2 separate regions of the Homo sapiens genome follow, and region 2 is linked to region 1. The links are chromatin loops, found by intact Hi-C in ENCODE. Cell type or tissue: breast epithelium. All regions are shown on one strand.

Region 1 (5,000 bases):
GTCAAGGCTGCAGTCAACTGTGAGAGAACCACTGCACTCCAGCCTTGGTGACAGAGTGAGACCTTGTCTCAAAAAAAAAAAAAAAATCATTGAAAGCTTTTATTCATTGAATAAATGTTAACTGCCCATAACATGCCAGGCATTGGGGCCAGAGATAAATAAGTCATGGCCGCTGCCCTAGATGCTACCTTAAATGTAAAATATTAAAAAAACCTTGACTAATTTTTTCTCCTTAGCACTTGTTACTGCTGGCATACTCAGGGTTCTTTGTCTTTTTTTTTTTTCTTTTTTCTTTTTTGAGTTAAGGTCTTGCTCTGTTACCCAGGCAACCAACCCATGGTACAATCATGGCTCACTGCAGCCCCAAATCCCTGGCCTCCAGCCATCCTCCCACCTCAGGCTACAGAATAGCTAGGATTACAAATGTAAGCCACCTTGCCCAGCTAATTTTTAAATTTACGTGGAGATGGGTCTCGCCATGTTACACAGGCTGGTTTTGAATTCCTGGCCTCAAGTGATCCTCCCACCTTAGCCTCCTAAAGTGTTGGGATTACTGGAGTAAGCCCTTGAGCCCAGCCTCTCTGTCTATTTCTGTTTCCCTTCTATTTTCCTTCTTTTTGTTTTTTCATTTTTAGAAAATCTCCAGGAAGGAAAGAATTTAGCTTCTTTTGTTAATTGTGCTATGCCAGGCATCTAGAACAGGGCCAGGCCCTCATTAAATATTTGTTGAATGGTTGGAAGCATGATCTTTTGGTCCTGGCAACTTTGACTCATTGGCTTACCTGGTAATGGGAATCGGGCTAAAATTGCTTAATAAGCTTAGACTGGTAAGAAACACTCCATTTCTTTTCAGCCCCGTCATTTCATTAGTCTAGTTTGGGAGTAGGTAAACCTGGCGCCACCTTGTCTGTATAAAGGTATGTGAGCACATATCATTTTTTCCCAGGGACAGTCACACTGTTTATGGAGGTGTGATGTCAACAGCCCTTGGGGTTGCCAGGTGTTAACCCAATGGGCAATTAACAGTGTCATGCCATCCTTTTCTTGGGAGGCAGCTGCCACTCTGGGGTGTGGGTAGTGCCTGTCACGTGGTCGGGATGAGAGCCAAGGATGATAGTGAAGCCTGAAGCTTGGGGAAGTCAGGAAAACCGTGAGGTTCCAGATCAGCAGGAAGTCCACAGTTAAGGGAGCCTTCTGGGAAGAAATTAGGACCAGCCAGAGATTCATGGGAGCATGGCAGGGTATCAAGTTCCATCAATAGGGGAGAAAAGGCCAGACAAACCTCAATAGGGGATTAAAGGCTCTTGAAACCTCAGTTTACCCCCCAGATAAGGATGAGGTCTCTTTCTTTCCAGGTACCATCACCCAGGGCAGGACCTTCATAGGAAGGCCTGTTTCAGCCGCAACCTAAACTGTTCTCATTTTTCTCTTTTCTAAAAGCCACCTTCCAGCAGGCTACACCTGGCGGCCTGCACAAGGCAAAGCACCTTCCTGGCAAGGGAGCCAAGGGCCAGAAGCAGGCCGCATTCTCAGGCACAGTGGAAAGGGAAGGAAAGGGAAGGGGGCTTGGAACCTAAGACACTGCATAGCAAATTCATCTCTACCCAATTCCAGCCTTTCTGTTGACTTACAGCCAACTGGAGTTTGAAAGTGTGGGGATAAACTGATGGGAGAGCTGAGGTTTGGGAGTCTGAGCTGCTTTGAGTGGTCGGTGAGCTCTGTTTGCTCCAGAAGCTAATGAGGATGCAATAAAGACAACAAATAGAACCTTCTTTCCCTTTGGGCTATTCCTGGGTATAGGAATAGCCCAGGCTGGCTGTTTGTGGCTGGCTGGGTCAGGGACCGAACCATAGTGAGCATTTTTGAATCGGACATGAGTTGGTTACCATTCAAAGTCTTGGAAGGGAGGCTGGGCATGGTGGCTCATGCCTGTAATCCCAGGACTTTGGGAGGCCGAGGCAGGCAGATCATTTGAGGCCAGGAGTTCAAGACCTGTCTGGCCAACATGGTGACACCCCGTCTCTACTAAAAATACAAACAATTAGCTGGGTGTGGTGGTGCAGGCCTATAGTTCCAGCTACTCGGGGGCGGGAGGCTGAGGCAGGAGAATCGCTTGAACCTGGGAGGCAGAGGTCTCAGTGAGCCAAGCTCGCGCCACTGCACTCCAGCCTGGGCGACAGAGCAAGACTCTGTCTCAAAACAAAAACAAAAAACAGACAAACAATAAAACCACCCAAAGTCTTGGAGGGGGAAATTAATCTCCTGGTTGAAGGCTCTGGCATTCTGTGGACTGCCCAGCAAGCCATTTATACGACCAATATTTATTGAGTGCCCACTCAGTGACAAGTGTTATGATGAAAAATTAAGATGCATTTCTCTATTTAAGGCATTTGCATGTACTTTTATGTTCTTTTAAAATTTCACATCTTGGTTACATCTTATATTGCAGTCTTTGGTTTTAAGGGCCTTGACAACTTTACGGAGGAAGAGAATCCTATGAATATGAAGCCCTATTTTCACTCAGGGAGCAGCCCTGCCACACTATATCCTTTGCCATGGTTGTTTTTCTTTATAGCATTTCTCATGACCTGGCAGAAATAGATTAGTCTGCTTGCTTGTTGTCTATTTTCCCTTTAGAATATAAGCTAATTATATTGGGTAGGGGTTGGGGGTGCTTTTTAAAGTTGTGGTGGGATATCCATGGCTTAGAACAGTGCCTGGTCCTCAGCAGGCACTAAACTCCTTGCTAATGAATGAAAGACTTTTCTCTCTATATAAAACCACTTCTCGCCTCAAGGCTCAAGTGTGTGTGGTGTGTGTGTGTGTGTGTGTGTGTGTGTGTGTGTGTGTATTTTTTTTTTTTTTTTTTCCGAGACAGAGTCTCATTCTGTTGCCCAGGCTGGAGTGTAGTGGTGTGACCTTGGCTCACTGCAACCTCCGCCTCCCAGGTTCAAGCAATTCTCCTGCCTCAGCCTCCCGAGTAGCTGGGATTACAGGCATGTGCCACCACACCCGGCTACTTTTTGTATTTTTAGTAGACATGGGGTTTCACCATACTGGCCAGGCTGGTCTCGAACTCCTGACCTCGTGATCTGACCACCCTGGCCTCCCAAAGTGCTGGGATTATAGGTGTGAGCCCCCATGCCTGGCCCCAAGTGTATATTTTTAAGATTTTTGTTTTTTTGAGATGGAGTCTCTTTCACCCAGGCCAGACTGCAGTGGCATGATCTCGGCTCACTGCAAGCTCCGCCTCCCAGGTTCACACCATTCTCCTGCCTCAGCCTCCCGAGTAGCTGGGACTACGGGCTCCTGCCACCACGCCCGGCTAATTTTTTGTATTTTTAGTAGAGACGGGGTTTCACCGTGTTAGCCAAGATGGTCTCGATCTCCTGACCTTGTGATCTGCCTGCCTTGGCCTCCCAAAGTGCTGGGATTACAGGCATGAGCCACCGCGCCCGGCCTATTTTTAAGATTTTAAAAACACATTATTATTAATATTATTTAATTACAAAAGCAAAGGATATTGCATTAGGGATTATAGACGCTATGGCCTGGGTTTAAGATTTAGGCTAGAGAAAAGGCATAGTTGCCTATGACCCAAATCTTAGTTCCTTTGTAACCTATATCATCTAAGTTCAGCCTTTCATACCAGCGAAAATCTCTGTCTATGGTGACTTTTTTCAGGATTTGGGGTATTTTCCAGAATGTTCTGTCAGTCTTGCCTTTGAAGTTATAGCCACCAGACCATTGGTTCATTCTTTCACTTTCGTTGAAGCATATTAAATGAGTGTTTGCTAAGTGCCTGTTGCTGGGGATATATTAAGACAATCAACACTGTCCCTACACTCAGTGAGTTTTGGTTTCTTGGGGGAGATTGGACATCTCTGTAACCAAAAGGCCATGTTTAATAAGTCTCTTGTGAACTGTGTAGAGCTCCATGTGAGCTCAGAGGAAGGAGTGCTCACTTTGGGACTTTGAGTATCAGGGAAGGCTTCCTGGAGGAGCTAGCATATGAGTGAGACTTCAAAAGGCAGAGGAGAAGGTGGGTTGGCCAAGCCTAGGCAGCAGCTGCAGTGTAAAGGGCAGGGGAAGTCAACAAGATAGGCCCATAGAGGAAGGGAATCATCTATTTGGGGGACCATGCTGGTGGGTCTGGCCAGACCTAGAGAGGTGATCCATAGGATATAGACCGTAGAAGTGGGCTGGAGTTGCTTTGGGAAGGCCTTGAGTATGAGACTACTTTGTTCCTTATCACAAAGGTAACAAGATGCCAAAACAAGTTTTGGAGGCAGGGATGCTCTGCATACAGTGAGATTTTAGAAAGATTATTCTTATGGTTATGTGTGGACTGCTGGGCTGAAACAAGAAGAAATTCGAGGGAGAGAAGTTTGGGGAGAGAGGGACAGACAAATAAGAAACTTTGGATTATGGGCGATGTGGGAAGAAAGTACTGAAATATGACTAGATTTACTTGAGTTTAGGAAGGGAAAGTCTTTGGGCTTTGGTGACCACATGCGTGAGATGCAAGCTGGGGAGGGAAATGATTAGGGGGATTTGATGAGTGCCTTGTGCTTCACTGACTGGAATGATGGCACCATTGGCAGAAACATGAAAATTGTTTTGGAAATTTCTGTTGGGGCAAAGGAAAATCTGTTTGGGGTTTCGGCATGTAGAGCTGGAGGTGGTGGTGGGACATCTGGTGGACATATCTGCCAGACCATTAGCAACTGGCCAGTCAGTGGGTGTCCCTTGCCCAGCTAGATCTATACCCTTAGAGATTAGCAAAAAATGCTGGCCAAAGGAATAGAGAGAGATTAGGTTGAAGCTGATTTTGAGATGTCTTGCTCACCTGATTCAGTAGAGTTAAGTATGCCCCATCTCGTCAGAATTTCCACAGTGGGCCTGTGTGCATTACATATCACCTTCTGTGAGTGTGTGATGTGGCCGAAGTCCAGCATCTTTACTAGCTAGGGTTCGGGCTTGTACCCAGATCTCTCTTA
Region 2 (5,000 bases), 520 kb before region 1:
TGCAGATGAGCAGAAAGGAAGAAATATTCATAGTCTCTCTGCTAGTAAACTTCGGTGTGTGTGACCACATAGGCTAGATCCAGAAAGGCCATATCATTTTCCATTCCCACTGGTAATCTGGGCCTTTGTCAGATATCAGCTGTTAATTTTAAAATATGACTGGTTCTTTTAGACTTAGTGGGTTAGTAGTTCTGAAGTGCTTGGGAGAGAATTGGGAGCACCTCAAACGTGACAGGAATGTTCCTGTGTTGTGTATCTTGTGGGAATGGGGTGCTAAGGAGGACTGAGGCTTAGAGGAGGTGGTGGCTCAGCTAACTGATGTCATCCCCACCCTCAGGGCGTAGACAGTCAAAGAGGCAGCTCCGGAATGAGAAAGATAAGCCACTGCCTCCACTGCTGGCCCGAGTCGGGGGCAACATTGAGGTGAGAGCTGGGCCCAGTGTTCCTGAGTTCTCCAAGAGGGCATGAGGGCAGGAGGTTGGAAGTTGGTGCCTGGATCACTGAAGGTAGAAAGGACAAGACCTAAGAACCCTAGACATTTGTCGCCATTGCCTCCTTGCTCCCACCCTCAGGTGCTGGGCTTCAACACCCGTCAGCGGAAGGCTTTCCTCAATGCTGTGATGCGCTGGGGGATGCCACCACAGGATGCCTTCACCACACAGTGGCTGGTGCGGGACCTGAGGGGCAAGACTGAGAAGGAGTTTAAGTGAGTGTGGGTGATACAGGGCTGAGTTGGACGCAAGGGGAAGAGCTTTGGGTGTTCCTTTCTTCCTTGGGGCCGCCATATGATGTGACCTTACTCAACTGATTATCACCCTCCCTGTCATACAATACTTCCTGGCTCGATTTCCTGGGGGGTGGTCTCAGCCCACTCCACCTCCCCTCAGCCGAGCCTAGAGTAGAGGGGCCAGGCATCCTCCCCAGGGGAGGGGCGTTGAAGCAAGGAGCCTCTCCTGGGCTGTCCTAGCCTCACATTTACTTGACCACAATAACCTGGCAGGAGGAGCTGGTGGAAAGGATGAAGAGCTGACTGATGGGGCCCAGGAATTAAGTACCAAGGCCAAAGGGAAAGACCCAGGGGTGGGGCGCAGGGGGACAGTTAGGACTTGGAGGGCTGGTAATGGTGAGAGTGAGAGGCCCAGGGGAGGAGCCCTGGAGCACCTGGGGATTTGGGGGTTTGGGGGTCCTCAGTCATCCTCGCGCCTCCCTCACTGCCCTATACCCCTTCTGTGGCTCCCCTAACCCTCCTCCCACTCCCATGCTCCTTAGGGCCTATGTGTCTTTGTTCATGCGCCATCTGTGTGAGCCTGGGGCAGACGGCTCTGAAACCTTTGCCGATGGGGTCCCTCGGGAGGGACTGAGTCGCCAGCAGGTGTTGACCCGCATTGGAGTCATGTCTCTCGTCAAAAAGAAGGTATCAGTCTTCCTGTCACCCAAAGAATCAAGCTGGCTGCCTAGTCTCTGTCCTTCCTCTGCCTCTGTCCCTGAGTTGTAAGCTTGCGCTGGTGTGAGACGGAGGAGACTGGAGCTTCCTGTCTGTAAGCGCCTGGAGCTGACACCTAACCCTCCCACCCTGCCACCCCAGGTGCAGGAGTTTGAGCACATCAATGGGCGTTGGTCAATGCCGGAACTGATGCCTGACCCCAGCGCCGATTCTAAGCGCTCCTCCAGAGCCTCCTCTCCTACCAAAACGTCTCCCACCACTCCTGAGGCTTCTGCTACCAACAGTCCCTGCACCTCTAAACCTGGTAATCAGAAGTCAGGATGGTGGGAGAGACAGAAAGGGAGCCAGGAGTCAGGGCGGGAGAATCTCTGTCTTTATCACTGTGCCTTCCCCTGCAGCTACTCCAGCTCCAAGTGAGAAAGGAGAAGGCATAAGGACACCTCTTGAGAAGGAGGAAGCTGAAAACCAGGAGGAAAAGCCAGAGAAGAACAGCAGAATTGGGGAGAAGATGGAGACAGAGGTGTGTGGCTCCCTGGATTCCCCTGTGGAGCGGGAGGGGAGGGGGCTTGGAGGCCAGGTACCTGGGAGCCCTCTGGCTCATCCTGACCCCATTGTCCTCTTCCAGGCTGATGCCCCCAGCCCAGCCCCATCACTTGGGGAGCGGCTGGAGCCAAGGAAGATTCCTCTAGAGGATGAGGTGCCAGGGGTGCCTGGAGAGATGGAGCCTGAACCTGGGTACCGTGGGGACAGAGAGAAGTCAGGTGGGTGCATGGCCTTAGGAGTGATGGGGGATTAGAATTTGGGATTTCCCTCTTCTGGGGTCAGGGGATGAGGGTAACATCCTCCCTTCCTATCCCCTACCCCCTCCCACAGCCACAGAGTCGACGCCAGGAGAAAGGGGGGAGGAGAAGCCGTTGGATGGACAGGAACACAGGGAGAGGCCGGAGGGGGAAACAGGGGATTTGGGCAAGAGAGGTAATGGGTGGAAGGGACCGGACACCTGGGTCCCAGAGGGCATCAGGGGAGGTGGAGTCTGGGGAACCGAATGCTTGGGTCCTGGGCGGGTAGCTGTTTGAAAGGCCAGTACAGTACAGTACAGATAGTAGTCTTGGGACCTGGGAGGAGGGTGTCCTGAGGTGTGAGCTTTGACCTGTCTGTCCTAGCAGAAGATGTAAAAGGTGACCGGGAGCTTCGACCAGGGCCTCGAGATGAGCCACGGTCCAATGGGCGACGAGAGGAAAAGACAGAGAAGCCCCGGTTCATGTTCAATATCGCCGATGGTGGCTTCACAGGTTGGGGAGACTCTCGCTGCTTTCTGCTCCTCAAGGGGATCTGCTCATCCTCATGGGGTTTCTCGTTTTGCCTGAGGCTTCCTGCTACCTTTAATTCCAAGTAACTTCCAATGAAGTATGTTGCATGCTGACTCCGATCCTTGCTCTAAATCTTTCTTAAGTATCCCTCTTAACTCCAAAGCTGGCCCTAATCCCACCTTTATTCTTAATTCTAACGAACCTGGTTAGAACTGAGTTTGTTCCAAACCTAACCTTTACCCATTCCTCTTCAGGAGCCCTTAGTTCCCTTTCATTATTCAGTTTCTCCATCTCTACCTGTCTGTTGGACTGAGTGCAGTCTGCAAAACCCTGTTACCTCTTCTGTCTGCTGCCTTCTTTGCAGAGCTTCACACACTGTGGCAGAATGAGGAACGGGCAGCTATTTCCTCGGGGAAACTCAATGAGATCTGGCACAGAAGACATGACTATTGGCTTCTGGCTGGGATTGTCCTGTATCCTTTGATACACATGCAAGAAGGAAAAGGTTCTCTCAAGCTGGCAAAAAAAAAAAAGATGATTTCACACCCAGGGACAGGGCTAGTGCCACACTTTGGGGAGTCAAGCCAAAAGGAAGAAGTGTTCAAAGCCAAGCCCATTCCTGTTAAATTCCTTGATGGTTCCTTTTCCTTCATTGGTAGCCATGGCTATGCACGGTGGCAGGACATCCAGAATGATGCTCAATTTGCCATTATCAACGAGCCATTTAAAACTGAAGCCAATAAGGGGAACTTTCTGGAGATGAAAAATAAGTTCCTGGCCCGGAGGTTCAAGGTGGGAATGAGGGAGGAAAGGAGCGGGTTATAGACGGGCTTGGGTCAGAAGTGAGACCAGATCTAGTTGGAACCTAGGGAAGGTTAACACCTTCAGGGCTGAGGTGATACCTGGGGCCAAGACCAAAGTGTAACCTTGTGCTTGGGAGTGTGATCTGGGTCAGGGTTGCTGCTAGGTTCGCAGTCGGTTTGGAGCTGGGAGTGCCCTGGGCCAGCAGTGAGGGCAGGGTGGGTCTCTTGCTATGTCCGCCCCCCCAGCCCCTCACCCACTGCTGGCAGAGCCCTACCTTCACCTCCCAACTCTGTGCCCTCAGCTCCTGGAGCAGGCGCTGGTGATTGAGGAGCAGCTGCGGCGGGCGGCCTACCTGAACCTGTCGCAGGAGCCGGCGCACCCCGCCATGGCCCTCCACGCCCGCTTCGCCGAGGCCGAGTGCCTGGCCGAGAGCCACCAGCACCTCTCCAAGGAGTCGCTGGCGGGGAACAAGCCGGCCAACGCCGTCCTGCACAAGGGTAAGGGCCGCGGCGGCCCCGCGCGGGGGAGGGCCCACAACGCTGCGTAAGTCTTCACCCCGCACCCCTCAAAATCTTCCCACCCCCTGACCCCTCTACCTGCTGAACCATCCCCCTCTGACCTCTAACCCCACTCCTACCGACCTGGCACCCCCTTGGATTTTAGCCTCTAGGACTTGTGCAAGCCAACCCTCATCCATGTCTGATAGCATTCACATCCGTGCCCAATAGAGGGACCTGCCCCAGCCTCTGTGTCCCCTCCACACAGTGGGGCCTCTTCACTGGCAGTGGAACTGCATGCCTGCCATACTGCTTAACATCATCCAGTTAGGGGCCTTGGACTGTGAATGCACCATACAGATCCCTGGCTGTGATCAAACAAATCACATTCCCTCACATGTGTTTCACCCCATAAGGCAGAAACTACCACCCATCCAACCCTCTGGCCTTACCCCATGAAACTTCCCTTTGACCTTCGACCTTTCCTCCTACCCCCTCTCACCTTGCCATTGATAGAGATTATATCCCAAAGCCCTCTAACCATCTAATCCTGCCTGGTGTAGTCACTGACTCCTGGCCCCTTTGATCCCTGTTCTAATTCCTTGAATCTGTAATACTGACCTTCTAACCTCCCTCTCCCCTTACATATTAAAACCGTGATTCCTTAAAGCTTTGACACTTACCACCTCCCATGCCTCCTGACTATTTCCTCCCCATCATCCCCAACCCCAAACCTTGCTCTTCCAGTATGAGATGTTCTGACAACTCCCCGCCCCCATGTCTTCCAATGTCCCCCCATCTTCCTTTCCTCCATGCTCCCTTTTTCTTTCTTCTTTCTCTCCATCTGTCTTCTGTGGTAATCTGGTCTCTCTGTCTCTTTTCCTGACACTTTTTCTTTTCCCCTGAGTTGCTTCTGTTTTCCATCTACTTCTTTTACTTTCTTGA

Evidence for each region. Hi-C counts contacts between places; a loop is a spot of excess contacts. Peaks named below come from ENCODE experiments on the same cell type or tissue, not always from the same donor. Only the 100,000 strongest peaks of a DNase experiment are listed, where the experiment ranks them.
Region 2: a loop joins it to region 1, with 17 times the contacts of the local background. A loop is called at or near these places in 1 of 110 quality-filtered maps.

Annotation. Positions count from the first base shown.
Region 1 is chr17:8,425,512-8,430,511 of GRCh38, forward strand. It overlaps a transcript of NDEL1 not described here. Among named protein-coding and RNA genes, the nearest start is that of NDEL1, 7.9 kb to the right of the region's middle. In breast epithelium, no CTCF peak of the experiment used is centred here; no DNase peak of the experiment used is centred here; H3K27ac peaks cover 953 bases.
Region 2 is chr17:7,905,284-7,910,283 of GRCh38, forward strand. It overlaps CHD3 (chromodomain helicase DNA binding protein 3), which reads left to right. Exons shown (of 40, transcript NM_001005273.3): 27 at 338-423; 28 at 573-706; 29 at 1,270-1,414; 30 at 1,586-1,748; 31 at 1,843-1,964; 32 at 2,070-2,205; 33 at 2,318-2,419; 34 at 2,611-2,736; 35 at 3,119-3,227; 36 at 3,414-3,546; 37 at 3,860-4,055. It also overlaps SCARNA21. Among named protein-coding and RNA genes, the nearest start is that of RNF227, 8.5 kb to the right of the region's middle. In breast epithelium, no CTCF peak of the experiment used is centred here; no DNase peak of the experiment used is centred here.